Linked DNA regions of Homo sapiens: region 1 is linked to region 2. A link is an interaction called in ENCODE POLR2A ChIA-PET data of the cell type or tissue named here. Cell type or tissue: CD4-positive, alpha-beta T cell. All regions are shown on one strand. Links, peaks and the distances in the headings refer to the core of each region. The heading gives the core; the rest is flanking DNA. Region 1 overlaps GRB2 (growth factor receptor bound protein 2). Region 2 holds the start of TMEM94 (transmembrane protein 94).

Region 1 (14,795 bases), core at 4,024-12,023, 130 kb before region 2:
CTCACTGGGTGGAGGGAAGCGTGTCAGGGAGGGGTGGGGGGGGCGTGCCCTGAAGAGCGAGGCCATGCGCCTACCTCCAGCTTTTCCCCTGACACACTGAGCGACTCCCGGCTGCACGCCGGCCACAGGGCTCCTGTAAGATGCTGGGAGGCTTCCCAAGGCACCCCGCCCAGATGTCTTCCCAGGAATCCCGGATCCCTGAGGAGGGAGATACCATCACTAAGAAATCTGTGACCAAACTGCTGATCACAGAAAAGGAGTGATTTTCCCATTAATTCTGAAACAGTCAGTCAAACGCGAGGGAGGGGACAAATTGAGCAAAAAGCCTCAAATGAGGCTAAATGAGTCACCACGCCCGGCCTTTTCAATTACATAGCTCCATTTTGTAAACTTCTGCTCAGCTTCAAGGAGGCCAGCCCAAGTGGACCACAGGACTAGCAGTCTTGACTCTTGCTGGGTCAAGATCCTTCCCACACATGACTGCTGCAGGGGAAGGTCAAAAACGTCCCAGGCCAGGCACAGCTCACGCCTGGATTTCCAGCACTTTGAAAGGCCAAGGGTGGGGGGATCTCTTGAGCCCAGGAGTCTGAGACCAGCCTGGGAAACACAGACCCCACTGTACAAAAAAAAATGAAATTAGCCAGGTGCAGTAGCGTATGCCTGTAGTCCCAGCTACTTGGGTGCAGTAGCGTATGCCTGTAGTCCCAGCTACTTGGGTGCAGTAGTGTATGCCTACAGTCCCAGCTACTTGGGAGGCTGAGGTGATCACTTGAGCCCAGGGGATTGAGTCTGCAGTGAGCTATGATTGCACCGTAGCACTCCAGCCTGGGTGGCAGATAAAGACCCTGTCACAAAACAAAACAACCCACAAGCCTCCCCTGCTCAGTGTGGCTACACCAAGAAGAATTCAAGTCGAGATTTCTTGGGTATTTTTTTTTTTTTTTTGAGAGAGGTCTGTCTCTCAGGCTGGAGTATAGTGGCATGACAGCTCACTGCAACCTCCACTTCAGCCTCCTGAGTAGCTGGGACCACAGGTGTGCATCACCACACTCAGCTAATTTTTGGTAGAGATGGGTTTCACTATGTTGCCCAGGCTGGTGTGGCATTCTTGAGCTCAAGCAATCCACCCGCCTCAGCCTCTCAAAGTGTTAGGATTACAGGCGTAAGCCACTGAGCCTGGCCCTTATTACCTTTATTTTTTATTTTATTTTATTTTTTTGAGAGGGAACCTAGCTCTGTCACCCAGGCTGGAGTGCAGTGGTGCAATCTCGGCTCACTGTAACCTCCACCTCCCGGGTTCAAGCGATTCTCCTGCCTCAGCCTCCCGAGTAGCTGGGACTACAGACACCTGCCACCACAGCTGGCTAATTTTTGTATTTTTAGTAGAGATGGGGTTTCACCATGTTGGCCAGGCTGGTCTTGAACTCCTGACCTTGTGATTCACCCGCTTCAGTCTCCCAAAGTGCTGGGATTACAGGTGTGAGCCACCCTGCCTGTCCCCTTTTTATTACTTTTTCGAGACAAGGTCTCACCCTGTTGCCCAGGCTGGAGTGCAGTGGTGCAACCACAGCTCACTGTAGTCTTGACCTCCTGGGCTCAAGTGATCCACCTCAGCCTCCCAAGTAATCCTCACTACAGGCGTGCGCCACTGCATCTGGCTAATTTGCTTTTTGTAGAGAGGCAGGGAGTCTCCCTATGCTGCCCAGACTGGCCTCAAAACTCCTGGGCTCAAGTGATCCCCCACCTTGGCCTCTCAAAGTGCTGGGATTACAGGCATGAGCTACCATGGCCAGACCTCATTTCTTTTTTGTTCAGTCTTCTTTGCCTCTGTAGCCAACGTGTGTGTAAATATGCCTAGTCTCACCCTAAAAGCAGCCTATTGAGCAAACAAGTATATTTCAGTTACTCAGCATATTAAAACCGTTTCTTCACAGGTGTTTCTGTCCTTCTTCTTGTTTAACACAGAAAACAGGAGAACCAAATAAGCCAAGCTCTTTATCTTCCCAAAGCCCTTGGTCTAGACCAGAGTTCCCAAAGCGTGGTCAGTGGTTTCTCTACATCAGAAACAGCGGGCGTGTCTGTGTCCTCAAAGGCAATGTCCGAGGATGTGGGGCGGGGTTTGCGATTCTGTATTGTTAACAGGCTCCCCAGGAGTTCCTGACAGCCAACTGCAGGCATCGCTCCCAGGAAGGCCTGTGAGCCCCACATGCTCCCCTAGGGGGATGTAAGCTGGGTGATCACGTCTGAAATAAGGACCCAAGATTCCTGACTCCCCGATGCGGTTTTTAAATTTTTAAGGCAGGCAAGGGGAAAAAAAGATACCAAGTGAAGAATTCATTGTGTATTTATTATTCACAGTTAATCACTACCTACCAAATGCTATCCGCAGAGTTAAAGGATTAAGTACATAGGTCTTTATTTAAACACTGATTTTTTTTTTAAATATATACACACAAAACTTAGTTCAGCAAGGCTTCATGATATACACCAATTCCAAAATAAAACAATCAAATGGTCCAGGTGTAGAATGCCAGATTCCTTTTATCATCTGCGAGGAAAAGAGAAGCAGGATGAGGAAGAGTGAGGGAAGGCGGGGACAGGCTCTGCCCAGAAGAGCTGCCGCCTCCTGGCACAGCAAACGCTCCAGGCCTGGGCCCTGTTCATATCTGGAGTCGGAGGGAGACTCCCATCGGCCGCTTTGGGACTGAAAGGCCCAAGGCTGTCACCAGCTCCCGGAAGAGAGGGAGGCAGTCTTGTTTTTGTCGTGGGAAGGGGTTTGGGTGGAGAAAAAGATTACAGGCACATCACCACAGGGGACCAGAAGTGGAGAGAAGACAGAGAGTTCTGCCGAGGCCTTGGTCTTCCTGTCTTTCCAATCTTGCCTTCCCCAACTCTCCCTGCTTCCTGGGACCATCGGTAGGGGTGGGGAGCAGCAGTCAACACAGCCCACTGGGAAGGGAGGCACAAGCAGCACTCCAGCTTCCCAGTGCTGCCCTCACACTCACCTGGACAGGTCAGGGGACACAGGATGAAAGCCATGGCCCAATCTAAGAGCAAGACAAGTGAAAAGTGAGTACTCTCACTGTGTACCCCAGCATAGGAATAGTGAAACCTGCTACAACTGGAGGCTGCGTTCCCATGACTTCCTCCTCCGCTCTCCTTGTCTGGGACTTGCTGGTTCCAGGGGTGCATATAGGGAGGGGGCGGGGGCCACAACCCCCGAGACGGTGAGGACAGGCTTCCGACCCCCCTGTAAGCCAGATCCAGTGGGATGTGGGAGAGCTGGGCGGTCACCTTCCCTCTTGCCCCGGTGGCCCATCACACTCACACTGCACCCTGGGCAAGCAGTTCCCTGAACCCCCAAGGGGCTCACAACCCTTAAAGCTGGAGCTTAAAGCCTCCTGGCTTAGTACAAGCAGGAGAACGCCTCACCTTCCACTCCTGCTTTGTCTCCTTTGCTCTACCCTGGCTCCCCTGCCCGGAGGGAAAAATATTTACACAGAGTAGGAGACAAATTGGCTGAAAAGCTCTGGACTGCCTTTAACTTATTTTAAAACAAAACAAATTAAAAAAAAAAAAAAAACACCACTCAGAAGCAACCCTTGAAATAAGGAAAAAGGCACTATGAAAAAACAACATGCTCGATAATCCCACTGGAAGGGCCAACAAAGTGGAAAGAGACAGGCTTTCAGGTGGGCTTTTTTTTTTTTTTTTTGAGACGGAATCTCGCTCTGTCACCCAGGCTGGAGTACAATGGCACGGTCCCGGCTCACTCAACCTCCACTTCCCAGGTTCAAGCGATTCTCCTGCCTCAGGCTCCCAAGTAGCTGGGACTACAGGTGCGTGCCACACCCGGCTAATTTCTTATTTTTAGTAGAGACGGGGTTTCACCATGTTGGCTAGGTTGGTCTCGAACTCCTGACCTTGTGATCCGCCCACCTTGGCCTCCCAAAGTGCTGGGATTACAGGCGTGAGCCACCGCGCCCAGCCCAGGTGGGCTTTCTCAGGAAGCCATGGAAGCAGAGACATGCTTTCCTTCTACCCTACTCTACTGTGAACTTGGACAAAATACACTGGGGGTCTGGGCTGGAAGGCAGATTCCTACAAGTCCCCTCCTCTGGAGGAAGCTAAACAGCAAAGGCATCGAGCGGCCCTGCCCGCTCCTTTTTGTGTGTATATACGAAGAACACAGGAACAGCTGTTCTTCTTTCAGTCATTCCAACTAAAACAGACATTTTGCATAGAGAGAATACCAGCCCACTTGGTTTCTTGTTTTTTATTATTGGCGTCAGCTAGGACTATACGTGGCCTTAAACGTCATGCACTGATGGACAGAAGAGAAAAAAGGATGAAAAAAAAGACAAAGGAGGGGAAAGAGGAGCAGCAGTGAAAATTTGTAATAAAAACTCTTCTTAATTTATAGGTAAGTTTTGGCATTTTTAAATCCAACGCCCCCTCCCACCCCCTAAAGTTCCAACCAAAGTGAGAGGGTCACAGGGTGACCCGGCCAGGTGTTCTGCACTCCCTCACAGGCTGCTGTCAGAGGCAGCTTGTGGGTTTAATTCTTTTGTATGTGTTTTACATTTTTCACTTTCTTTAAATAATTGCTTCTTGACTCTTAGACGTTCCGGTTCACGGGGGTGACATAATTGCGGGGAAACATGCCGGTCTGCCCGTGGCAAGCTCCTTTCCACCAGTTGGGGTCTGAGTTATCCATGACATGGATAAAATCTCCCCGGCGGAAGCCCAGCTCTCCATCCTCCTGGGGATCAAAGTCAAAGAGGGCCTGGACGTATGTCGGCTGCTGCAAAACAGGAGCAGGAAAAACCCACATTGCATTCCTGGTCTGTGACTGGCCACCTCCGAGGCCAGATGGGTTCCAGGGGGAAACGAATGCGTGCCAAATTCTCCATGTTTCTTAAACTCACCTCCCATCTCCCAACCCCCCGTTTATTCTTACCTATTCTAAGTTTACAGGCCAAGCGGGTTTAGTGTGATATTTCCCAGTGCTCAGAAAATATTAGAGTATGTCTCCCAGAGGAGGGTGGCCAACTGTGCCGTATTATCAAGTAGAGGGCAGGCAGTGCTTGGAGGAGAAAGTTCTTCAGAAACAGCCATCTGTGTTTAGGCCGTGGGCCCAGAATCGCAAATCCCTTCTACGACACCCTTAAGGTATTAAAGCCTAAAGTTCTGGAGCTCGAATAACATAAGGGGCTCTAACCGTAACTTACGACCAGGGCTCGAGGGACAGGAACGGGTGCCGACCCCATTCCCTCACAAGCATAGTTTTCCTCATAATTTGCTTCCAGGGACAGGATCTTTGGGTGGGTGTGTTAAAGACCATCTCCCTAGAGAGGCTGGCAAGCTGGCTACACACTGCCTCTGGAAAAGCAAAAACCTTGTATTTGAAACAACAAATCTTTTTTTTTTTTTTTTTTTTTTTTTGAAATGAAGTCTCCCTCTGTCGCCCAGGTTGGAGTGCAGTGGTGCAATCTCAGCTCACTACAATCTCCACCTCCTGGGTTCAAGCAATTTTTCCATCTCAGCTTCCCGAGTAGCTGGGACTGCAGGTGTGCGCCACCACATCCAGCTAATTTTTGTATTTTTAGTAGCGACAGGGTTTCACCATGTTGGCCAGGCTAGTCTCAAACACCTGACCTCAAGAGATCTGCCTGCCTCGGCCTCCCAAAGTGCTGGGATTATAGGTGTGAGCTACTATGCTGGGCCAGAAAAAAGAACTCTTTAGTGTGAATGGAGGGTAACATTTTCAGTAAGGAGCACAGAAGCCCCAGCGGCAATCCCTGAAGGGCGCCCGCATGTTGAGGGGCGCCTCCCCTTTCCTACAGGAATGCACACTGAGGAGCTATTCTTAACTAAAAATGATCCCATCTCACCCTGATGAGGCTTACCTGTGGCACCTGTTCTATGTCCCGCAGGAATATCTGCTGGTTTCTGGAGACAGATGTAGATCTGTGATAATCCACCAGCTCATTCAAAGAATTGAACTTCACCACCCAGAGGAAGTACTTCCCGGCTCCATCTCGGAGCACCTTGAAGTGCTGCACATCGTTTCCAAACCTGGGAGGGACAGAAAGCACATGTGACCGGCTAAAGGCTCTAACTTGGCAAATCGAGGGTATTTCCATATAGGAGCTATCTCGAGAGAACCACTGTCCCAGCAGCACTCCTCAGGGACTGCAGAGCAACAAGTTTCCTCACTGGGTGTCCCTGGGACGGACCTCTCCCTATGAATGATGGGCACCAGGACAACATCCAGAAACCAGAGAGGGACAGGCCATCAGTCATTCTCATTCTGAAGATGTTTGTAAGATAAAGAGTCCAGGCCGGGTGCGGTGGCTCACACCTGTAATCCCAACACTTTGGAGGCCGTGGTGGGCAGATCACCTGAGGTCGGGAGTTCGAGACCAGCCTGGCCAACATGGAGAAATCCCATCTCTACTAAAAATACAAAAGTAGCTGGGCATGATGGTGCATGCCTGTAATCCCAGCTACTCGGGAGGCTGAGGCAGGAGAATCACTTGAACCTGGGAGGCCGAGGTTGTGGTGAGCTGAGATCGCGCCATTGCACTCCAACCTGGGTAACAAGAGTGAAACTCTGTCTCAAAAAAAAAAAAAAAAAGAGTCCATGTGCCCTGAACCCTACCAAATAAAAACAGCCGTACTTAAGACAAAGGAGTGTGACTTAACATCCTTTGAATAAAAAAATAATTAAAATCTTATATGCAGGAAGAAGGTGAGGAGGGCTGGAAATACTTTCAACAATTCTCTCGTAACTGGGAATAGTTCAAAGTAATGTTTTCCATTCAGGAATTTTAGCTCCACTCATGGGGAAAAGGTCTCTGAACAAAAGGACGTACTGGGACAATAAAAGAGGCCCAGACTTCAAAACCCAAAAGCTTCTCCATCACTAGATCACACCCTTTTATACTGGCAAGCAAAACCGGCAACAGCGTGGCTGGCTGGTACTAGCTCACAGGGTCTGTCACAGGATATTTGGCTAAAACACCAGCCTAGCGAGGGCGCTTCTGCCTGTCCTGTTCACCTGGCCGGGCACTCTCGGCATTCTCGGCCGGATGCGGTGGCTCATGCCTGTAATCCCAGCACTTTGGGAGGCCGAGGTGGGCGGATCATAAGGTCAGGATATCGAGACCACCATGGCTAACACAGTGAAACCCCGTCTCTACTAAAAATACAAAAAATTAGCCAGGTGTGGTGGCAGATGCCTGTAGTCACAGCTACTCGGGAGGCTGAGGCAGGAGAATGGTGTGAACCCGGGAGGAGGAGCTTGCAGTGAGCCGAGATTGGGCCACTGTACTCCAGCCTGTGCGACAGAGTGACACTCCATCTCATTAAAAAAAAAAAAAAAAAAAAAGGCATTCTCTGAGAGTGCTTGTTCAATGAATGAATGAGTCCCTCCTCTCCTTCAGTCTTTCAGCTGATGGAAACCAAAGGCTTCAGAAAATCAATCCGGCAGGTGGCAGCACTGAGCCTCAAGGAAGCCACTCAGCACAAGATGCCTCGCATTTGGAAAAAATACTGCTTTACATGTTAAGACAAAATGTGGAAGGTGAGAAAGCTTCATTAGCAAGGGTATATTCCACGGCACTTCTGGCCCCACAGAGGCCCACTTCCACCCATGCAATGCAGGTGGTTTCTAAGAGCCCAGGGCCCCAATAATGAGCAGTGTTTCAAATCACAGGCTCAAAACATCCTAAAACTAAGAAACATCTGACAACTGTTGATTCTTGAACCTTTTTTGCAGAGGTGTGTGTGTTGTTAAAGAGAGTCATGACACCTGCTTTGCTTCTAAAACAATAAATGCATTAAATCCTTAAAAGATTCTACTTGAGAAAATGGAAGTTTGAGAGTTTCTGCTGAGCAAACAGGCAGCGTCCAGCCGAGCACGTGGCTGCCCCCGTGGTTTTGGCCACCACCCAGTGATTTACTGCTTGTTCCCCTCATCTTATAAGGTTTCAGTTACACTTGGGTCAGTATAAAACTAAAGAAAGACAGGTGTCACACATGTTTTTCTTTTCTTTTTTTTTTTTTTTTAAAGATGGATGGAGTCTTGCTCTTTCACCCAGGCTGGAATGCAATGGCTCAGTCTCGGCTCACTGCAACCTCTGCCTCCTAGGTTCAAGTGATTCTCCTGCTTCAGCCTCCGGAGTAGCTGGGAATACAGGCATGTGCCACCACGCCTGGCTAATTTTTGTATTTTTTTAGTAGGGACAGTGTTTCACCATATTGGTCAGGCTGGTCTCAAACTCCTGACCTCATGATCGGCCCGCCTCAGCCTCCTAAAGGGCTGGGATTACAGGCATGAGCCACCATGCCGGGCCACAACTATAAATTTAAAATCTACGTTTCAAAAAAAAAATCTACATTTTAATCACACATTAAGTGGTTCTAAAACCAAATAAGATATTCAGTTTGTTTGTTTGTTTTGGGAGACACAGTCTTACTCTGTCACTCAGGCTGGAGTGTAGTGGCACGATCTTGGCTCATCTGCCTCTCGGGTTCAAGTGATTCTTCTCTCTCAGCCTCCTGAGTAGCTGGGATTACAGGCACACGCCACCACGCCGAGGCCATTTTTGTATTTTTTTTTTTTTTTTTTTTTTTAGTAGAGACAGGGTTTTACCATGTTCGCCAGGCTGGTCTCGAACTTCTGACCTCAGGTGATCTGCCTGCCTCGGCCTCCCAAAGTGCTGGGATTACAGGTGTGAGCCACCGCACCCAGTTTTTTTTTTTTTTTTTTTTTTTTTTTTGGAGACAGAGTTTTGCTCTTCGCCCAGGCTAAAGTGCAATGGCGCCATCTCGCCTCACTACAACCTCCGCCTCCTGGATTCAAATGATTCTCTGGCCTCAGCCTCCCAAGTAGCTGGGACTACAGGTGTGTGCCACTATGCCTGGGTTATTTTCTATTTTTAGCAGAAACAGGGTTTCACCATGTTGGCCAGGCTGGTCAGTTCATTTTTGAAATGGAAAAGTCTCACGCTTTACATCAGTTATAAATGGGAAATGGTGGCTGGAAGCAGTGGCTCCAGCCTGTAATCCCAGCACTTTGGGAGGTCGAGGTGGGTGGATCACCTGAGGTCAGGAGTTCAAGACCAGCCTGGCCAATATGGCAAAACCCCATCTCTACTAAAAATACAAAAATAAGCCGGGCGTGGTGTCAGGCACCTGTAATCCCAGGTACTCGGAGGGTGGGGCAGGGAGAACTGCTTGAACCTGGGAGGTGGAGGTTGCAGTGAGCTGAGGCATGCCATTGGACTCCAGCCTGGGGGACAGAGCGAGACTCTGTCTCAAAAATAAGTAAATAAAATAAAAGGAAAATGGTTTTCTATCCCCCATTCAAAAACAAAACAATCTTAATGTAATCTAAACTAAGTAGTGATCTGAGTGTTGAATCTAATTACTTCTTTATATATAACTGATGAAGTGATCTGCCGGACTCCTGGGGAGGGTCCTATGATAATACATTAACTAGAAAATAACTGAAAGTAAAAAACATGGAAATAACAATTTAATTCAAAATCCCGACTTCACAGCTGAGGTGTGAATTGTTTAGAATCTTCAAGTGCTGGTTTCTATTCTCCACACTCTCCATGGCGGCAGAACTTCCTGTCTTCTCCATTCCCTGCTTACCCGCTCCCTTTCACACCTGAACTTTCCACCGGGGAAATGCAAGCCCCACATCCCCTGCAGCAGCCTTCTTAAGTGACTGTGAGGGCCTAGGATGGGGCTGGTTGATTTAAGTCAGTGGACCTGAGCAAGGCAAGCCAAGGCAGCCGACAGGCGCTCCACTATCCCATTAGAGAGAGCTGCGGGAATCCCTTGGAGGGCAGAAGCTCAGGAGTGCTGGGCACTAGGGAAAACTGGCAGGCTCCAGCTGGCTGCAGGGAGCTGCTGCTCACCTCCTGAAGGCTGTGTCCACATGGGAATCTACATCCAGTGCTTCTAGAACTCATTTTGAGAGGAGCCAGAAATTAGGATTTTAATGTGAAATGAAGAAACTGTTTAGGCTAAGCCTCCACCATTTTGTGTGTAGCCAGGCACCTGACCAACGGCTTCACAATTTGGATCAGTCAGAGACAGGATTCCAGGCAACTGCAGCAGGAAATACTTACTTGACAGAGAGGGAGAAGTCCCCAGGAGCGCTCTCACTCTCTCGGATAAGAAAGGCCCCATCGTGCCGCTGTTTGCTAAGCATTTCTTCTGCCTTGGCTCTGGGGATTTTGCCAAAAAACCACCTAAGGAAGGAAGGCAAGCTGGTCAACATCTGCTTCCCCACAAAGAAACGGGATATCCAGCCTTCAAAATGTGAGTAACACAACACTCCTTGCCAGAGGAAGGGGCCTCCCTCCTCATCCTCCAGCCTCACAGTGCCCAAGATCGACACTGGGTTGGGTCCCCAGAGATGGACCTTCAAAGGTCTTTAGCCTACTCCATTTCCCAGAAAGCGACTCACCAAGGCACTAACCGTGGGTCACTCTTTCTATAGAGGGAGACATTTGAAAATGGGCCCCCCAGGCCAAAGCCCACTGGACTCCCTACTGACTCATGACAAAGGCGCCTGGGGAAAAGCTCAGGCCTTTGGGCTTGGTGTACGGGATGAACTGCCAAGGAGAGACTGGCCCCTTCCTGCAGCCATGTGATAAGATCACAGCTTCACCACAGTGGGACTAAGGGAAAGTGGGGAGGAAACCTGGACGGCCAGGAGCTGGAGGCAGGGTTACTTTTGCTAACAGCCCAAAGGCAAAAGGTTCAGATAGTATGAGGGTGCCTCTACCAGTAACTAAGGTCAGCATTCCTCTCAAGGCCTGCCTCTGGGGCCACTGCTCAGAGTTCAGCTTTCAGAAGCCACCAGGAATATTGTAATTTACCATATGCTCAGCAGCTAGCTGCAAAATTCAGATTTTTGAGGCAAGTTGCAGACTCTTCTGCTCCCAATTGCTGATTCACCTTGGCCAGAAGAAAAAGTGGCTAAATTCATGAAAAACTGTGAAGCAACTGGCTGTGGCTTATCAAGAGGAAGAGGAGAGGAACACTTCTACAAGAGCTTCAAGTCAAGCTGCCTCACTATTTCAAATGAAAACTATAATTAGGAAGAAGAAACTGTGAAAACCATGTTCTCTTCTCAAAATTGTCTTTAGTTATCATTTTTAAAAGCAAAAGTTATAGCAAATAAAGACCTATAAACATGGAAACTGGCATTCATTTAATATGCTAATTATAATATCAAAAGTCCTTTTAATGGACCAAATAGTCCATTAAAGTTGTAAATCTAACTTACATATCTTTTCTTTTTTTTTTTTTTTGAGGAGTCTAGCTCTGTCACCCAGGCTGGAGTGCAGTGGCACGATCTCGCTCACTGCAAGCTCTGCCTCCCGGGTTCACGCCATTCTCCTGCCTCAGCCTCCCAAGTAGCTGAGCAGCTGGGACTATACATAGGCGCCCGCCACCATGCCCGGCTAATATTTTGTATTTTTAGTAAAGATGGGGTTTCACCGTGTTAGCCAGGATGGTCTCGATCTCCTGACCTTGTTGATCCGCCTGCCTTGGCCTCCCAAAGTGCTGGGATTACAGGCATGAGCCACTACGCCCGGCCCTTTTTTTTTTAGATAGAGTCTCACTCTGTCATCAAGGCTGGAGTGCAGTGGCACGATCTCGGCTCACTGCAACCTTCGCCTCCTGGGTTCAAGCAATTCTCCTGCCTCAGCTTCCCTAGTAGCTGGGATTACAGGCGGCCACCACCACGCCCAGCTAATTTTTGTATTTTTAATAGAGACGGGGTTTCACCATATTGGCCAGGCTGGTCTTGAACTCCCGACCTCGAGATCTGCCCGCCTCAGCCTCCCAAAGTGCTGGGATTAAAGTCGCGAGCCACCACGCCCGGCTAATTTACATATCTTACTTATAAGCAACCATATTGGAAGATGTACCTAAAATAATATACTATACTCAAATTCAAACAGAAAGATGTGATCTGCTAGGAAGGATACACTTAGAAGCTGCCCTTAGTAACTTTGTCCTTGTGTGTGTGTGTCAGCCTCTAGGGACTCTTAGTAACTCTGAATAGTCTGACATCTACCTGCTTGGAGTCTTTCTCATTTTGCATACTCTACTGCCAGGATGCTGAGGAGCTGGGACAATAGATCCTCCTGCTTCTACAAATAACTCAAGGCTAGGGCCTGCAGTGCCTGGAAATCAGGCCACACAAGAGAAATCACATATCACTAGAATAGAATGCTCTCTAAATATAAAAGGACAGGCTGGGCCCGGTACCTCATGCCTGTAATTGCAGCACTTTGGGAGGCTGAGGTGGGGTGAATCACTTGAGGTCAGGAGTTTGAGACCAGCCTGGCCAACGTGGTGAAACCCACTCTCTACCAAAAATACAAAAATTAGATGGGCACAGTGGTGGGCACCTGTAATCCCAGCTACTCGGGAGGCTGAGGCAGGAGAATCACTTGAACCTGGGAGGCAGAGGTTGTAGTGAGCCGAGACTGTGCCACCGCACTCCAGCCTGGGCGAAAGAGTGAGACTCTGTCTCAAAAAAATATATAAATAAATAAAATAAAAAAGGAGGCTGGGTGCGGTGGCTCAATGCCTGTAATCGCAGCACTTTGGGAGGCCGAGGTGGGCGGATCATCTGAGGTCAGGAGTTCGAGACCAGCCTGGCCAACATGGAGAAACTCCATCTCTACTAAAAATACAAAATTAGCAAGGCGCGGTGGCGCATGCCTGTAATCCCAGCTACTCGGGAGGCTGAGGCAGGAGAATCGCTTGAATCTCCGGGAGGCAGAGGTTGCGGTGAGCCGAGATCGTGCCATTGCACTCCAGCCTGGGCAACAAGAGTGAAACTCCATCTCAAAAAAATTAAATAGGCCGGGTGTGGTGGCTCACGCCTGTAATCCCAGCACTTTGGGAGGCCGAGGCGGGCGGGTCACAAAGTCAGGAGATCGAGACCAACCTGGCTAACACGGTGAAACCCTGTCTTTACTAAAAATACAAAAAATTAGCCAGGCGTGGTGGCAGGTGCCTGTAGTCCCAGTTACTCAGGAGGCTGAGGCAGGAGAATGGAGTGAACCTGGGAGGCGGAGCTTGCAGTGAGCCGAGATCGCGCCACTGCACTCTAGCCTGGGCGACAAAGCGAGACTCGCTTTCAAAAAATAAATAAATAAATAAATAAATAAATAAATAAGGACACTTAACGGTATTGAGACCTTCTCAATCGGGGGGCCCCAATCAACGGTATTTAAACCTTCTCATATCGGGGGGCCCTGGGTTTCTAATATAAGTGTATGCAGCATGCATCTGACTGGGTACAGCAGTGAAAATCCACACATGGCCTCGGCTGGCTCTCCCCACACTGCCCCACACTCCCCACCACTGCCACTTCCAATAGCAATGGTGAGGGTGAAGATTCTCAATCAGCAAGGCTCTCTTTCCTCCTAGGCCCCCAAGATCTCTCCACTAGGGAGGTTTTTTCCCATTTGTAGGTATAAAATAATGAATATAAACTGAAATAGCCTAGATGTACATGAAGCAAACATAAAAAGTAAGATGCTTCCCTCAAACTCCCCAGAGGCAGCACGTGTTGGCGGTTCTAACACTTAGGTTTCCAGACCTTTCTGTCTGGTGTCACATAGACATGGCTGCTGTGTTTTCTTGCCCCCAGCTTAAAATTAACGCAATTTTATTTTCAATTAAAAAAAATAAATTGTAGTGAAGTACAAATTATAATGTTTAAAAAGTACTCTAACTGGAATTAAAACCAAAAACCAAAAAAACCACAACTCTGTTATAAGCACCCAGATCAAGAAATAAAAAATCTGGCACCAGGTGCAGTTGCTCACGCCTGTTAATTCCAGCACTTTGGGAGGCTAAGGTGGGAGGATTGCTTAAGCCCAGTAGATCAAGACCAGCCCGGGCAACACAGTGAGACCCTGTCTCTACGAAAAATAAAAAATTAGCCAGGCATAGTGGTGCACAGCTGTAGACGCAGCAACTTAGGAGACTAAGGTGGGAGGATAACTTGAGCCCAACCTGGATGACAGAGCAAGACCCTGTGAATAGCTGTCACTACTAAAACACTGAAATACCACCATTCTACATTTCTATAGCATTTTATATCATTTATAAATTTGACTTTTTAAAATGATGATATGTACATGTGACTACATGCTTACGGGTGAATTTTTTTTATTTTTTATTTTTTGAGACAGAGTCTTGCTTTGTTGAATAGGCTGGAGTGCAGTGGCGTGATCTTGGCTTGCTGCAAGCTCTAACAGGCAAATGTTTTGAAAGTCTTTAAAAAGATGGGCTTTGGGCCGGGTGTGGTGGCTCACACCTGTAATCCCAGCACTTTGGGAGGCCGAGGCGGGCGGATCAGGAGGTCAGGAGATTGAGACCATCCTGACCAACACAGTGAAACCCCATCTCTACTAAAAATACAAAAATTAGCCAGGCATGGTGGCACATGCCTGTAATCCCAGCTACTCAGGAGGTGGAGGCAGGAGAATCCCTTGAACCAGGGAGTTGGGGGTTGCAGTGAGCCGAGATCGCGCCACAGCACTCTAGCCTGGCGACAGAGCGAGACTCCATCTCAAACAAACAAACAAACAAACAAACAAAAGATGGGCTTTGGCAGGGTGCGGTGGCTTACACCTGTAATCCCAGCACTTTAGGCCAAGAGCTCGAGATCAGCTTGGCCAACACAGTGAAACCCCATCTCTACTAAAAATACAACAATTCGACGGGAGTGGAGGCAC
Region 2 (14,795 bases), core at 2,336-10,335:
GGCTGAGTAGTAATCCCTTGTTCAGATCCACCACCATTTGGGTACCTGTTCCCCAGCTGGTGGATATTCAGTTTGTTTCCCATTTGGGGTGCTTATGAACAATGTCTTTGGGTGGCCATTTATTGTTACCTAGGGATCTAACTTTTGCAGACTGTGAATGCAGTATGGGAATGGGGACCGTAGTGTGGCCAGTGCTCATGTTGTGTTGTAAAGTTGTGCCATCTATTTCTGGACCACACTTTTTTTGTTGTTTTGTTTTGTTTTGTTTTTTTGAGACTGAGTCTCGCTCTGTCACCCAGGCTGGAGTGCAGCGGCACGATCTCGGCTCACTGCAAACTCCACCTCCCAGGTTCAAGCCATTCTCCTGACTCAGCCTCCCGAGTAGCTGGGACCACAGGTGCCCGCCACCATGCCGGGCTAATTTTTTGTATTTTTAGTAGAGATGGGGTTTCACCGTATTAGCCAGGATGGTCTCGATCTCCTGACCTCATGATCCGCCTGTCTTGGCCTCCCAAAGTGCTGGGATTACAGGCGTGAACCACCACGCCCAGCCCTTTTTTGTTTTTCTGAGGCAGGTCTCACTCTGTCGCCCAGGCTGGAGTGCAGTGTCACAGTCACAGCTCACTGCAGGCTCAACATCCTGGGCTCAAATGATCCTTGCACGTCAGTCTCCTGAGTAGCTGGCACCACAGTTGTGCACCATGCCTGGCTAATTATTTTTATTTTTAAATTTTTTGTAGAAATGGAGGCTCCCTGTGTTTCCCTGGCTGGTCTCAAACTCCTGGGCTCAAGTGACTCTCCCACCTTGGCCTCCTAAAGTGTTGGGATTACAGGCTTGGCCCAGACCACTCTTTAGGGGTACAAAGACGTGTCAGAATTGTCTCGCTGGCAGTATTTACAACAATGTTCTTCAGTGGGACCTCTTGGTTGAATCAAAGGGCCCAAGAGGAGCCTATTGTCAGTGAGATATCACTACTACACGATGCAGGGATTAAAGGAGCAGCTTCTCCTAAAAATATCACTCACAACTTAGAGGCAAAAGGCTCTTTTTTTTTTTTTTTTCTGAGACGGAGTCTTGCTCTGTCACCCAGGCTGGAGTGCAGTGGCGTGACCTCAGCTCACTGCAAGCTCCGCCTCCTGGGTTGACACCATTCTCCTGTCTCAGCCTCCCAAGTAGCTGGGACTACAGGCACTCGCCACCACGCCCGGCTAATTTTTTTTTTGTATTTTTAGTAGAGACGAGGTTTCACCGTGTTAGCCAGGATGGTCTCGATCTCCTGACCTCGTGATCCGCTCGCCTCGGCCTCCCAAAGTGCTGGGATTATAGGCGGGAGCCACCGCGCCCGGCCTAGGCAGAAGGCTCTTGCCGATGGAGCAAGCTGAACATGGGAACTACCTGTTCAAGAATCAACGGCTCAGATAATTTCACCAGGCCTCACATTGCAAGTATCCTCAGTCCCGACCCCGAATGCCAGCCTCTGTCTTCATCCATTGCTATCTCCCTCCAAACCTTTCCCCTGTGTGATTCGAAGCCCATTATTTCTTTTTTATTATATACTTTTTTCTCTTTTGAAAAATTTTTTAATAGAGAAGGCATCTCGCTATGTTCCCCAGGTGGGTCTTGAACTCCTAGGCTCAAGCAATCTGCCCACCTCTGCCTCCCAAAGTGCTGGAATTACAGGCATGCAGGCATGAGCCACCGGACCCAGCTCCCTTTTTTTCTTTTCTTTTTTTTTGAGATGGAGTCTTGCTTTGTCACCCAGGCTGCAGTGCAGTGGAGCTATCTCGGCTCACTGCAACCTCCACATCCCAGCTTCAAGTGAGTTTCCCACCTCAGCCTCCGGAGTAGCTGGGATTACAGGTGCCCACCACCACGCCCAGCTAATTTTTGTATTTTTGTACAGACAGGGTTTCACCATGTTGGCCAGGCTAGTCTTGAATCCCTGAACTCAGGTGATACACCCACCTCAGCCTCCCAAAGGACTGGGCTTACAGAAGTGAGCCACTGCACCCAGCCTACTCCTGTTACTTTTAAACAAATGACTAGGTTGAAAAGATGGCTGCCAGGTGCGGTGGCTCACGCCTGTAATCCCATCACTTCGGAAGGCCAAGGTGGGTGGATCACGAGGTCAGGAGTTCAAGACCAGCCTGACCAACATGGTGAAACCCCATCTTTACTAAAAATACAAAAATTAGCCGGGCATGGTGGCACATGCCTGTAATCCCAGCTACTGGGGAGGCTGAGGCTGGAGAATCACTTGAACCCTGGAGGCGGAGGTTGCAGTGAGCCAAGATCGCGCCACTGCACTCCAGCCTGGGTGATAGAGCGAGACTCAGTCTCAAAAAAAAAAAAAAAAAAAAGAAAGGTGCAATGAGGAAGGATGCTCAGGTCAGGGTGTGGGAGGACCTTGCCCTGCTTGTGTGTGATTCTGCACGTCATTCCTGGCTCAACAGCCTGAATGAGTCCTGCTGGATCACTCTCGTTTCTGACTCACTTCTCATATCTCTGTTTAGATGAAGGGAAATCTTATAGATAAACAAGAGTGTTTTCTCGCTGATGCTTTGTCCAGTACTATGCTCTAAATTGGCCTTGACCAGGTAATCTGGAGCTGGCAGAGGTAGCTTCTGTCATTGTAACTCAGATGATATGAGATCTGAGGTGCAGAAATCGAGTTATCCCTTCCTCCTTCACCCTAAACCTTAAGTCCAGCCACTAGACTGTGCCTGTTCTACCTGCTAACTATCTCTTGAACACATTTCTTCTTCTTTTTTTTTTTTTTTTTTTTTTTGTGAGACGGAGTCTTGCTCTGTCACCCAGGCTGCAGTGCAGTGGCGCGATCTTGGCTCACTGCAACCTCCGCCTCCTGGATTCAAGTGATTCTCCTGTCTCAGCCTCCCGAGTAGCTGGGACTACAGGCATGCACCACCATGCCCTGCTAATTTTTGTATTTTTTGGTAGAAACAGGGTTTCACCATATTGGCCGGGCTGGTCTCGAACTCCTGACCTCAGATGATCTGCCCGCCTCAGCCCCCTAAAGTGCTGTGATTACAGGCGTGAGCCACCGTGCCCAGCAGTGTTAGTGTAGTTTATGTGTGGCCCAAGACAATTCTTCTTCCAACATGGCCCAGGGAAGCCTAAAGATTGAACACTCCTGAGCTAAGGGAAATGGCATGTAAGGCTGGAGGGGGAGGGACTGAGAACACAGATGGGGAAAAGGAGGAAAAGGCTGTCTTCCTGCAGGAACATAGAAAGGGAAAGAGAAGTGGATGAAGTAGATGAGAAATCTCCAAGGGAAGGCCTTGGTCTTCTTCTCAATAGACTCATCTTGGTACTCATCTGAAGACACGGGAAGCTTCAGAAAAATGAAGAAGGATTGGTATAGCTGCTTGGGGTTGCTAGACAACCAACAAGACTTGGTTAAGGGACCTCAGATCTGCAAAGCTAATTCAGGGTGAATTTAGAGTGGGCACATTGGCATGTTCTGGCTTGAGTGATTTGATTTACTCATGTAGCAAAATTTTATGGCTGAGGGGACTGACAGAGGAAGTGGTCAGGCAGATGGAGAGTTGCAGAGCCCTTGAAACTAGCAGGCATTCAGTGCAATTTCATTGAGTGATATTCATAAAACCCAGTGGAGCTGAAAAACCAGTGTGGCCAGAGGGGGCTGAGAGGTTCAAAGTGAAGTGACTGTGCTACATTTGTTAATCTTCCAAAGGCAGCCAACTAGATCTTAAGGGGTCAAGTGGAAAGATGTAATATATAGGTAGCCTGCTAGCTCAATTCAACAAATGTTAATGGATACAAGGCAGCAAGTAAGGTGCTGTGGAAACTGCTAAGATAAGCCAGCTGCCCGCAGGGAGTTTGAGGTCTTACAAAAAGAGCAATGCTGTATAAAGCAGACTTTTGCAAAGGTGGCAATGCAGACACAGAGAAGGAGGCCCAGCATTATATATAGAGAGAGTCAATGACTAAAACCCAGGGAGAGGCTGGGAGTGGTGGCTCACACTTGCGATCCCAGCATTTTGGGAGGCTGAGGCAGGAGGATTGCTTGAGGCCAGGAGTTTGAGACTAACCTGGGCAACATAGCAAGACCCCATCTCTATAAAAAATAAAAAAATTAGCTGGGTGTGGTGGTTCGCACCTGTAGTCCTAGCTACTCAGGAGGCTGAGGTGGGAGGATTGCTTGAGCCCAGGTGTTCGAGGCTGCAGTGAGCTATGATGGCACCACTGCACTTGCCAGACTGGGTGACAGAGTGATACCCTGCTCTAAAAATAAATAAATATGTACATACATACAAGAAAAAATAAAAGTCAAGAAAGGTAGCATTTGAGGTGGGCCTTTAGGTTGATTAAGTATTTATTTGCATGCTGGCTTTACTGATAAGAAAGAACCGTCAGGCTGGGTGCGGTGGCTCACGCCTGTAATCACAGCACTTTGGCAGGCCGAGGCAGGTGGATCACCTGAGCTCAGGAGTTTGAGACCAGCCTGGCCAACATGTTCAAACCCTGTCTCTACTAAAAATACAAAAATTAGCTGGGTATGGTGGCAGGCACCTGTAATCCCAGCTACTCCGGAGGCCGTGGCAAGAGAATCACTTGAACCCGGGAGGTGAAGGTTGCAGTGAGCCGAGATCAAGCCATTGCCCTCCAGCCTAGGCGACAAGAGCGAAACTCCGTCTCAAAAAAAAAAAGAAAAAAAGAACCTTTAAAGCAAAGCGTAGGGAACCAACCATGTGACGAAGGAGCAGAGGTGGAAAGGTCTCTGTCACGTTTAAAGAATGGTGGTTAATCTATGTGGCTGCAGGAATAGTTTAGCCTGTGGGGACTTAGACCTGGAAACGTATGTCTGAGTCAATTTATGAAGGACTTTGAACATCAGGCAGAAAGATTTGGACCTATTTGCAAAGGTGAACTATCAGTTTTTGTGTGCAGGTTAGTGACATGATTCTTATGGCGTTTTAGGCAACAGCTAAACTGGGTCATACAAGATTAGGTACTAAAATGCCATCTTCTTGTCCAGCTGAGAAAGGGATTTTAATTACGTAATTAAACTCATGAATGTGGGAAGGGGCTCTTACTTCACAAGGCCAACCTCAGCTCTTTCCCAATTATATAAACAAGTTTTTGTTTGTTTTTTTGTTTTTGTTTTTTTTAAACAAGCCTTCCAGACTTAGATCTCTGGGAAAAGAGAAGTAAATACTGACACAGGCTTGCTTTGTTTTCCCAAGAGAGGTCTCCCAGGCGATTTATCTAATTACCTAGAAAAAAAATTTAACTTGTTTTTCCCTTTAGATTTCAGCCGAGCTGGAAGCGGGAGGGGGGAATTGCAGTATTGCCTTAGATTTTCTAGATTTGGTTTGGACGCAATATTCGTCCTGAGGGAGTCCCTCCAAGGCCTCTCGGAGCGGGCAGCCTCTAGGCATTTGTTCAAGGCAACAAGGAGGGAGCTTAGAAGAACTTAAGAGAGGCGGGGAGCTCTGCAAAGGGCTTATTTTAAAAAGAAAGGGAAAAAAGGTGGGGCGCGCCGTCTATCTTTTTAGAATAATTCTGTAGGAAAACGAATCGGAGGTAAAGCCATGCCCTCTGGTCAGGGTTTCTGGACTAGAAACTGCCTGAGCTTTACGCACAGGAAAGGACAGTGGCTCTTCACTCTCCCGGCCGCATCACTCGGCACCTAATTCCGCCAGGCTCCCAGAGGGGCGGTTGCAGCTACAGCCTAGCACGCCGCGTAGCCAATAAGAAGCCAGAATTCCCCCTATTCTCAAATCCTGACCAATCGGTGGCCTGAACTTTAGCTCTCTGGCCGGCGCCTCTGTTGCCCGGAAGGGAGGCAAGCCCCCTTAGAGTTGCCAGTAACGGACATGGCTGCGGCCCCCGGAGGAGGGGACGTGAAGTGAGGAGGGGGTTGGGAGGGGAGAGGACGCGGGCGAGGAAGACCAGCCCCGGGGCCCCGGTAAGTACGAGAAGGCCCGTGGCCCGAAAGTGGGGAGCAAGGGGGCGTGGGGCTCGGCCTTGCGCGTCCTTTGGATTCTTGGCCAAGGAAAGGGGAGTCTGGGGTCTGCACCCAGAGAACGGCTTAAGGGGATGCCTCCTGAGGGGGAGTCCAGGGACTGGCTCTAGTCTCCAGCTCTTGACCATTGCCTTCCCCCGAGTCTTCAGACTCTTGCTCTCAGCCCTGGATTGGTCCATTGTGGGGTCTCTCGCCAGAAATAAAGCCTCTCGCCAACAAAGAATCCCTGCCCCAGGTCTGTCGTGCCTAGGCCCTGGCCCAGAGGGCTCCCAACGCCGACGCCCTGAGTATTTATTTCGAGGCCCCTGGGAGTCCTCATCCCCGACCTAAATAAAGACCGTTGTCCCGCCTGCGCGCGCTCTCCGCAGCCGCCCGGGGTCCTCGCGCGGCCGTCCCCAGCTGGATGGAGCCGGCCGAGGGGCTCCTGGCAGCCATCCCTGATCTTGCAGTTTGGAGCGGGCTTTTTTTTCTTTCCGCCTTTCCAGAAGCGTTTTCAGGCTCCTCGGAAGCTCACCATCCATGCCATCGGATAAAGTGACTCCTGTGGAATGCCCTCGTTCCTGTACCGCACACCCCTGGAGCCCAGGTCTCCTGGTTCCTAGCATGCCACGATGCGGCCCCTGCCCGCTGCCCAGCGCCAGATGCAAGCAAAGCCCCGCTCTTTCATTGGTGTGTCACCGCGGGCTAAACTTTGGCGTTGCCTTGGTCACGTGCTGCTACATCCCACCCTCTCTCCTGAGTTTTTCGGTGGCTCTTGAGGGAAAAAAGGAGGGAGCTCGTTATGGAATCTGTTTTCCTTCTGCTATGTGGGTGTATGCATTGGAGAGAAGGATCTTTTTCTCATGATTTATCCAAGACGCTCAGCTTTAGTGACATAGTTGTTATTCCGCAGGTAATCTTGGAAGATGGAAGCAGGGAGGGGGCAGTTTTAACATTTTCATTTTGCAGATGTGGAGATTGTTCGGAGAGGCAAGGCCAGGGTCACCTAGAGCCAAACTAGAATCCGAAAGTCCAGGGGCTTGAGTTCTTTATCCGCTAGACCTAGTTGTTTCCTAGGTGTGACCTGAGGAGATCAAGTTCCCTGACTCCCCTGAGCTCTTGCAGGGTGGCTCTGGGCATTAAAAGCGATGGGCATTAAAAGTAGGATCCTCCTATGCTTCCTGGCAATGACTAGGGTCTTCATACCTGGTTTGCATTCAGTAATTTTAAGAAGCCAGCAGGTAGTTCTCTGGCAGACTTCTTGTATTAATATTCATTGTAGTCTCTGTCTGTATTGGGGGCGTAAATTATTTTAGTGATTCTCAGGGCAGCGAGAGGCAGAGTAAGAGGAAGGTATGCCTCTTCCTTGGTTTTTGGGAACCATTACAGTGTCATTAGAGATGTTATTAACAGGAACGCGTTGCATACAGGAACAGCGTGGAGGCAGAAAAAGATTGAGAGCCATTGAAGAGAGAAGAAATGGCACTGTGGTATCTCTTTATAGTACTTTTGGCAAAAGAAGAGCTGATCTTGGTATTCTGAAGAGGTAGTTTAAAAAAAAAGTTAGATCCTGAGGCATAACTAAAAGAATACAAATAAATAAAAAAATTTAAAGCAATGGCACTAGTAAGGTTCAAAAGAGTCAAAGTAATGCCTGTAATCCCAGCACTTTGGGAGGCTGCTGTGGGAGGACTGCTTGAGCCCAGGAGTTTGAGATCAACCTGGGCAACACACTGACAAGAAAACCAAAAAAATTAGCTGGGCATGGTGGCATGTGCCTGTGTTCCCAGCTACTTGGGAGGTGGATGCCAGAGGATCGCTTGAGCCCAGAAGGTCGACGCTGCAGTGAGCTGTGATCATGCCACTGCACTCACTCTAGCCTGGGCAACAGAGCAAGACTCTGTCTCCAAAAAAAAAAAAAAGAGTCATGGAATCAAAAAGTTTGAAAATCACTGTAAAGATCAGAGCACATTAAAATGTAGACTATTGGCCGGGCGCAGTGGCTCACGCCTGTAATCCCAGCACTTTGGGAGGCAGAGGCAGGCGGATCACGAGGTCAGGAGATCAAGACCATCCTGGCTAACACGGTGAAACCCCATCTCTACTAAAAATGCAAAAAATTAGCTGGGTATTGTGGCGGGTGCCTGTAGTCCCAGCTACTTGGGAGGCTGAGGCAGGAGAATGGCGTGAACCCGGGAGGCAGAGCTTGCAGTGAGCCGAGATCGCGCCACTGCACTCCAGCCTGGGCGACACAGCGAGACTCCGTCTCAAAAAAAAAAAAACAAAAAAAACAAAAACAAATAAAATGTAGACTATGGTGGTTAACCCTAGAACAGGAGACAGCATGTTCAGATAAAATCCTCAAACATTGCAAGTCTTAGCTGCTATGTTAGCTCTAACTTCCTTGCTCACTGGTTCTCTTTGTCAAAACTGCAAACAGGGAAACTGGTGGATACTGTGGAGTAGTGCAATGACCAGGGAGGTGAAGTACAAACCATCTTCTTCATCATCAGCCCCCAAATAATTGAGAGTTAACTGCCCTTGAACCACCAGACCACCATGCCCCTTGTTTGTGGTGACTTGACATCAGATGAGACTGGGAGAGCCAGGCCTTGACAGTGAAATGGAAGAGAAACCCCATGGCATTTCTATTTTGAGAAGTTGCTAGGTGTGCCAGCTCCTAGTGCTGAGAACCAGCCTTTTGGAAACCTTAACTCCTGTAGAAACTAATGAGAAATGAAGGTTGTGATCGTCCTGTTCCTGCCTGCTGCTCTCTCCCTAAGTTGGGCTTGAGAAACAGTTTCTATAGGAGAGGGAGGAGTCCTAATGTAAATACCACCTACACCCAAGGCTGTATGTATTTAGCTTAATCTGATGAATCAGGTTGAACTCGTACCTTAGCAGTCTAAGCCTGAACGCCATAAAGCCTTTAAGTCCATTCCTGGTGTTCAAGTGAGAAGGTTCTGGGTCAGGCGTGGCACTGGTTGGTAAATATGTGTCAATATTTCTTATCTTACTATTGTGTTAGTGTTGTTTTTACGATGGTGTCTTTCTTTACCCAAATGATAGGATTTAAAAATATTGTTTAAAGCCCGTTTCCAAGCAGGCCTGGGTTTGTTTATAGCAGCACAGGTGAACTAGAGGGTAGGCCATGGCTGAAACAGGAATGCTTTTCTTCCGAGCAGACCCGCCAGCCAGAATGTGTGGTTTGGTGATCAGGGGTTTGTGTAATAATAAGCTTTGCCTGTGGCCACTGAGACGGTAGTAAACAGTATGGGTCACATGGCATGACAAGTAGGTTAAGGGCCAGATTTAGACACTGATGGCCTGCGTAAGGAGGAGCAAACCACACACTGCTTGCTTTGGGTTTCTCTAGCTCCCAAGGCCAGAAGTGATGGGAGAGGGGTGAGGGGTGTCAGAGAGAAGAACCTTGAAAGGCTTAGAGTGGTATTTGAGGAACCATAAATTTTAGTGTACTATAATTAAATGAACCCAATTTTCATAACTTCAAGGGCTTCTTGAAAAAGGGGTTCATGGTACCAGTCTTGCTTGGTAGGGAGGTGAATAGAAAAATACTGGGAAACACTTAAAAAAGATGTATGCTGGACAAAGACTCAGGTGTACTGAAAGAGCGTAAACCTTCATTATGTTGACGTGAAAGCCAAGTAGGGAATGTTGCTTAGCTATAAGGCAGAGCCTATTGCAAAATCAGAATCAGGAGCTGCTGATTTTTTTTTTTTTTTTTGAGACAGAACTTGCTCTGTAGCCCATGTTGGAGTGCAGTGGTGTGATTACGGCTTACGGCAGCCTTGATCTTCTGGGCTCAGGTGATCCTTCCACCTTACCCCCTGAGTAGCTGGGACCACAGGCACATGCCACCACACCTGGCTAATTTTTGTATTTTTTACAGAGACGGTTCTTGCCCTGTTGCCCAGGCTGGTCTCAAACTCCTGTGCTCAAGGGATCTGCCTGCCTCGGCCTCCCAAAGTGCTGGAATTACAGGTGGCCAGAAGTTGCCGATTTTTAAAATTAAGGAAAAAAATACATAGTATAACATTTTCCATTGTAACCAGTTCTGTGGCATTAAGTACATTTGCATTGTTGTGCAACCCTCATCACTATCCATCTCCAGAACTTTCTTAGTTTCCCAAACTGAAACTCTGTCACCATTAAACATTTAACTCCCCATTTCCCCCCTGCTCCCACCCCCGGCAACCATCTTTCTACTTTCTGTCTCTGTGATTTTGACTATTCTAGAAACCTCATATAAGAGGAATCATACAACATTTGTCCTTTTGCGATTGGCTTTTTTTTTTTTTTTTTTTTTTTGAGACAGAGTTTTGCTCTATTGCCCAAGGCTGGAGTGCAGTGGTGTGGTCTCAACTTACTGCAATCTCCGCCTCCCGAGTTCAAGCAATTCTCCTGCCTCAGCCTCCGGAGTAGCTGGGAATATAGGTGCACACTACCGTGCCCGGCTAATTTTTGTATTTTTAGTAGAGCCGGGGTTTCGCCATGTTGGCCATGCTGATGTCGAACTCCTGACCCCAGATGATCCGCCTGCTTCGGCCTCCCAAAGTGCTGGGATTACAGGCATGAGCCACCGTGTCCAGCCTGAAGTTGCTGATCTTTTAAAGACATATTGGATACATTCACATGGTTTGAAAATCAAAAGGCACAAAAGTATATGTATTCAAGGGCAGAAAAAAGTATAAAAAAGAATTTTTTTAAAAAGTATATATAGTAAAAATTCTTCCTGCTCCCAACCATTCCCTAGCCACTCAGTTCCAATTTATTAATTTTTCCTTTTGTGGATTATGCTTTTGGTACTGAATCTAAGAAATGTAATCCACAGTAGGCCGGGCGCAGTGGCTCACGCCTGTAATCCCAGCATTTTGGGAGGCCGAGGTGGGCGGATCACGAAGTCAGGAGATCGAGACCATCCTGGCTAACATGGTGAAACCCCGTCTCTACTAAAAATTAGCTGGGCGTGGTGGCGGGCGCCTGCAGTCCCAGCTACTCGGGAGGCTGAGGCAGGAGAATGGCGCGAACCCGGGAGGCGGAGCTTACAGTGAGTCGAGATCGTGCCACTGCACTCCAGCATGGACGACAGAGCAAGACTCCGTCTCAAAAAAAAAAAAAGAAAAGAAATGTAACCCAAAGTCACAAAGATTTTTTCCTATCTCCTATATAAATTTTACAGTTTTTTTTGTTTTGTTTTGTTTTGTTTTTTTTTTTTTTGAGGCAGAGTCTTCTTGCTCTGTTGCCCAGGCTGGAGTGCAGTGGCACGATCTCGGCTCACTGCAACCTCTGCCTCCTGGGTTCAAGTGATTCTCCTGCCTCAGTCTCCCAAGTAGCTGGGACTACAGGCGCCCACCAGCACTCTCAGCTAATTTTTTTGTATTTTTAGTAGAGACAGGGTTTCATCATGTTGGCCAGGATGGTCTCGATCTCTTGACCTCGTGATCTGCCGGTCTCGATCTCTTTACCTCGTGATCTGTCAGCCTCGACCTCCCAAAGTGCTGGGATTACAGGCGTGAGCCACTGCGCCTGGCCTGAATGTCTTTTATAAGCAGAGTTGAGCATCTTTGCATATGGAGAAGCTATTGGATTTTTGGTTTCACATTCTCTCAGGGTTAGAATTGTCTTCCTACCCTCCACCTCATGTATTAATTATCTCCATAATTTCTCAGCTTCTGCTTGGTTCCCTCTAGTGATGGGAGCTCATTGCTTCACAGGGCAGCCTATTCCATTTTTAAAAATATACAGTTCTAAGGCTGGGCATGGTGGCTGACACCTGTAATCCCAGCACTTTGGGAGGCCAAGATGGGAAAATCGCTTGAGGCCAGGAGTTCGAGACCAGCCTGGTCAACATAAGTGAGACCCCATCTCTATTAAAAAAAATTAAAAATATACAGTTCTAGGCTTGACTCAGTGGCTCATATCTGTAATTCCGGCACTTTGGGAGGCTGAGGTGGGAGGATTTGCTTGAGCCCCAGAGTTCTAGACCAGTCTGGGCAACATAGCAAGACCTTGTGTCTACAAAAAAAAAAAAAGCTGGTCATGGTGGCATGTGTCTGTGGTCCCAGCTACTCGGGTGGCTGAAGTGGAAAGATTGTTTGAGCCCAGGAGTTTGAGACTGCAGTTGCAGTTAGCCATGATCATGCCACTGCACTCCAGCCTGGGCAACAGAATGAGGACATGTCTCCAAAAATAAAAAAAGTAAAAAAAAAAAAAAAAAAAAAAAAAAAAAATATATATATATATATATATATATATATATATATATATATATACACACACACACACATATATATGTGTGTATATATATGTATATATATACGTGTATATATGTATATATATACACGTATATATATGTGTGTGTGTGTGTGTGTATATATATATATATATATACAGTTTAAATTATGTAGAAAGATACTGTACATTTTAAGTCTCAGTCTACTTCTTATAGCATCCTAGTTCCTGTTTTGGGGCCTCCCAGAGTAAGCCTGGCCCTTCTCACTGCTTGTAGCCATTATACCTTTCTAGCCCTGCTTGCACCCAAAGTGTGTTTTTAGGGTACTGGCTAAGCATCTTCAGTTCATTCTGCCATTTCTCACGTCTTAGTTTCTCCAACCTGGTTGCTGCTCTCTGAAATCCTTCCAGTTTTGTTAGTGTCCTTCTTAAAGTGTGTGATGCGCAACTGAACAAGATATTCCAGGTATGCTCTGACATGTACAGAAATCAGACTTCCTCGTCTGTTGTTAGGGACACAGGTATCTGTTAATGCAGCCTAAATGTGAATGAACTTTGAGTGAGCATACACTCATATTGAAATTGCATCTAACTAAGCCATTTGTGGTAGTTTTATACAGTAGTTTTTGAACCTAAGTGCAGGACTTAATATTTTTTCCAGTTAAACTGAACCCCTTTGATTTGGCCCATCACTTCAGCCTGTTGAGAGCTTCTTGGATTTTGACTTTGATCTCCTTTCCAGGTTTATGCTATCCAAGAATTTGATTAGCATACCATCTGTTTCCTCACCCAAGTCATTGATAAAAATATTGACTGTAATGCCACCAAGGATAGAATCCTACAGCTTGCTATTAAAAACTTCCCTCCAGCTTAACACAGATCTATCAATTAGTACCCTGTGGGCACAACTATTAAACCGAATACAGATCCACCTAACCGCATTTTTGGTGTGTTGGGCATGGCTGGCTTACAAGCACAGCTAATGAAGATTGTGCTAGAAGGGATTAGAAGGACAGCCAACTCCTCATCTTGCCCTCAACCTGAGCCTTGGGCTCCCACTTAGTTCTTTTTGACCTTGTTTCTGAGCTTGGCAGCAGGAGGCATCCACCCCTTTGTCTTCATGGCTACTGTTGCCAGCTTTGTCTAGATACTTGGCATGGCAAACCAAGATTATCATCATTTTCTTCTAACTCTTCTGCCTATAATTTCTTTCCTTTTCCCTCTGATCCATTTTCTACCCTCTTAAAATACTGAGAACAGCCTGGGCAACATAGACCCTGTCTCCAAAAAAAAAATTGTCAGGCATAGTGGCACATACCTGTGATCCTAGCTACTCGGGAGGCTGAGGTGGGAGGATCACTTGAGCCTGGGAAGTTGAGGTACAGTGAGCTGTGATCGCACCACTGTACTCCAGGCTGGGCAATAGGGTGAGGCCTTGTCTCAAACAAACAAACAAACAAACCTGGGGCCTACTCAGAAACCCAGACTCTTCAGTGACTCCTCAGAGCCTCTCCATTTTGGCCCCTTATCCCTGTGTATTTTTTCATTTTCTTTCTTTCTTTCTTTCCTTCCTTTCTTTCTTTCCTTCCTTCCTTCCTTCCTTCCTTCCTTCCTTCCTTCCTTCCTTCCTTCCTTCCTTCTTTCTTTCTTTCTTTCTTTCTTTCTTTCCTCTTTTCTTTCTTTCTTGAGACGGAGTTTCACTCTTGTTGCCCAGGATGGAGTGCGATGGCATGATCTCAGCTCACTGCAACCTCCGCCTCCTGAGTTCATGCGATTCTCCTGCCTCAGCCTCCCAAGTAGCTGGGACTACAGGTGCAGTCGGCTGATTTTTGTATTTTTAGTGGAGATGGGGTTTCTCCATGTTGGTCAGGCTGGTCTTGAACTCCCGACCTCAGGTGATCCACCCACCTCAGCTTCCCAAAGTGCTGGGATTACAGGCATGAGCCACTGCACCCGGCTCTTTTTGTTGTTGTTGTTAGAGACAGGGTCTCACTCCGTTTCCCAGGCTGGAGTGTAGTGGCGTGATCATAGCTCCCTGCAGCCTTGAACTCCTGGTCTCAAGATCCTCCTGCGTCAGCCATATTCTCAGTCTTTTTCATTTTAGTCGTTCTAATGGGTGTGTATTGGTCTCTCGTTGTGGTTTTAAATTTTTTTGTAAGACAGGGTCTTGCTATGTTGCCCAGGCTAGTCTCCAACTCTTGGCCTCAAGTCATCCTCCCCCGTCAGCCTCCCAAAGTGCTGAAATTACAGGCGTGAGCCACCATGCCTGGCCTTCTCATTGTGGTTTTAATTTTTGTTTCCCAATAATTAATGTTGTTGACCATCTTTTCATATTCATATTGACTGTTTATATATCTTGTGAAATGTCTGTTCAAATCTCTGCCTGTTTATTATTTATTTATTTATTTTAAGACAAGTTCTCACTTTGTTGCCCAGGCTGGAGTGCAGTGGCGAGATCATGGCTCACTGCAACCTCCAACTCTTGAGCTCAAGTGATCCTCCTGCCTCAGCCTCCCAAGTAGCTAAGACTGCAGGTGTGTGCCAACATGCCTG

What was found. Peaks named below come from ENCODE experiments on the same cell type or tissue, not always from the same donor. Only the 100,000 strongest peaks of a DNase experiment are listed, where the experiment ranks them.
Region 1: POLR2A ChIA-PET joins it to region 2 with 10 read pairs; 8 of 35 experiments call an interaction of 5 or more read pairs at or near these places.

Annotation. Positions count from the first base shown.
Region 1 is chr17:75,315,750-75,330,544 of GRCh38, forward strand. GRB2 (growth factor receptor bound protein 2) reads right to left here. Exons shown (of 6, transcript NM_002086.5): 4 at 10,149-10,271; 5 at 5,910-6,078; 6 at 2,327-4,804. The coding sequence ends at 4,619. Among named protein-coding and RNA genes, the nearest start is that of SLC25A19, 34 kb to the left of the region's middle. RefSeq lists enhancers at 246-395, 4,004-4,143, 4,054-5,253, 7,509-7,698, 11,130-11,630 and 1 more. In CD4-positive, alpha-beta T cell, for the core only: a CTCF peak has its summit at 7,468 (motif pointing right); DNase peaks (open chromatin) are centred at 7,502 and 10,252; H3K27ac peaks cover 477 bases.
Region 2 is chr17:75,450,798-75,465,592 of GRCh38, forward strand. It overlaps TMEM94 (transmembrane protein 94), which reads left to right and starts at 5,838. Exons shown (of 32, transcript NM_014738.6): 1 at 5,838-5,954. RefSeq lists enhancers at 2,311-2,605, 5,535-5,584 and silencers at 5,735-5,894, 9,088-9,137. In CD4-positive, alpha-beta T cell, for the core only: no CTCF peak of the experiment used is centred there; DNase peaks (open chromatin) are centred at 5,774 and 6,304; H3K4me3 peaks cover 1,784 bases; H3K27ac peaks cover 463 bases.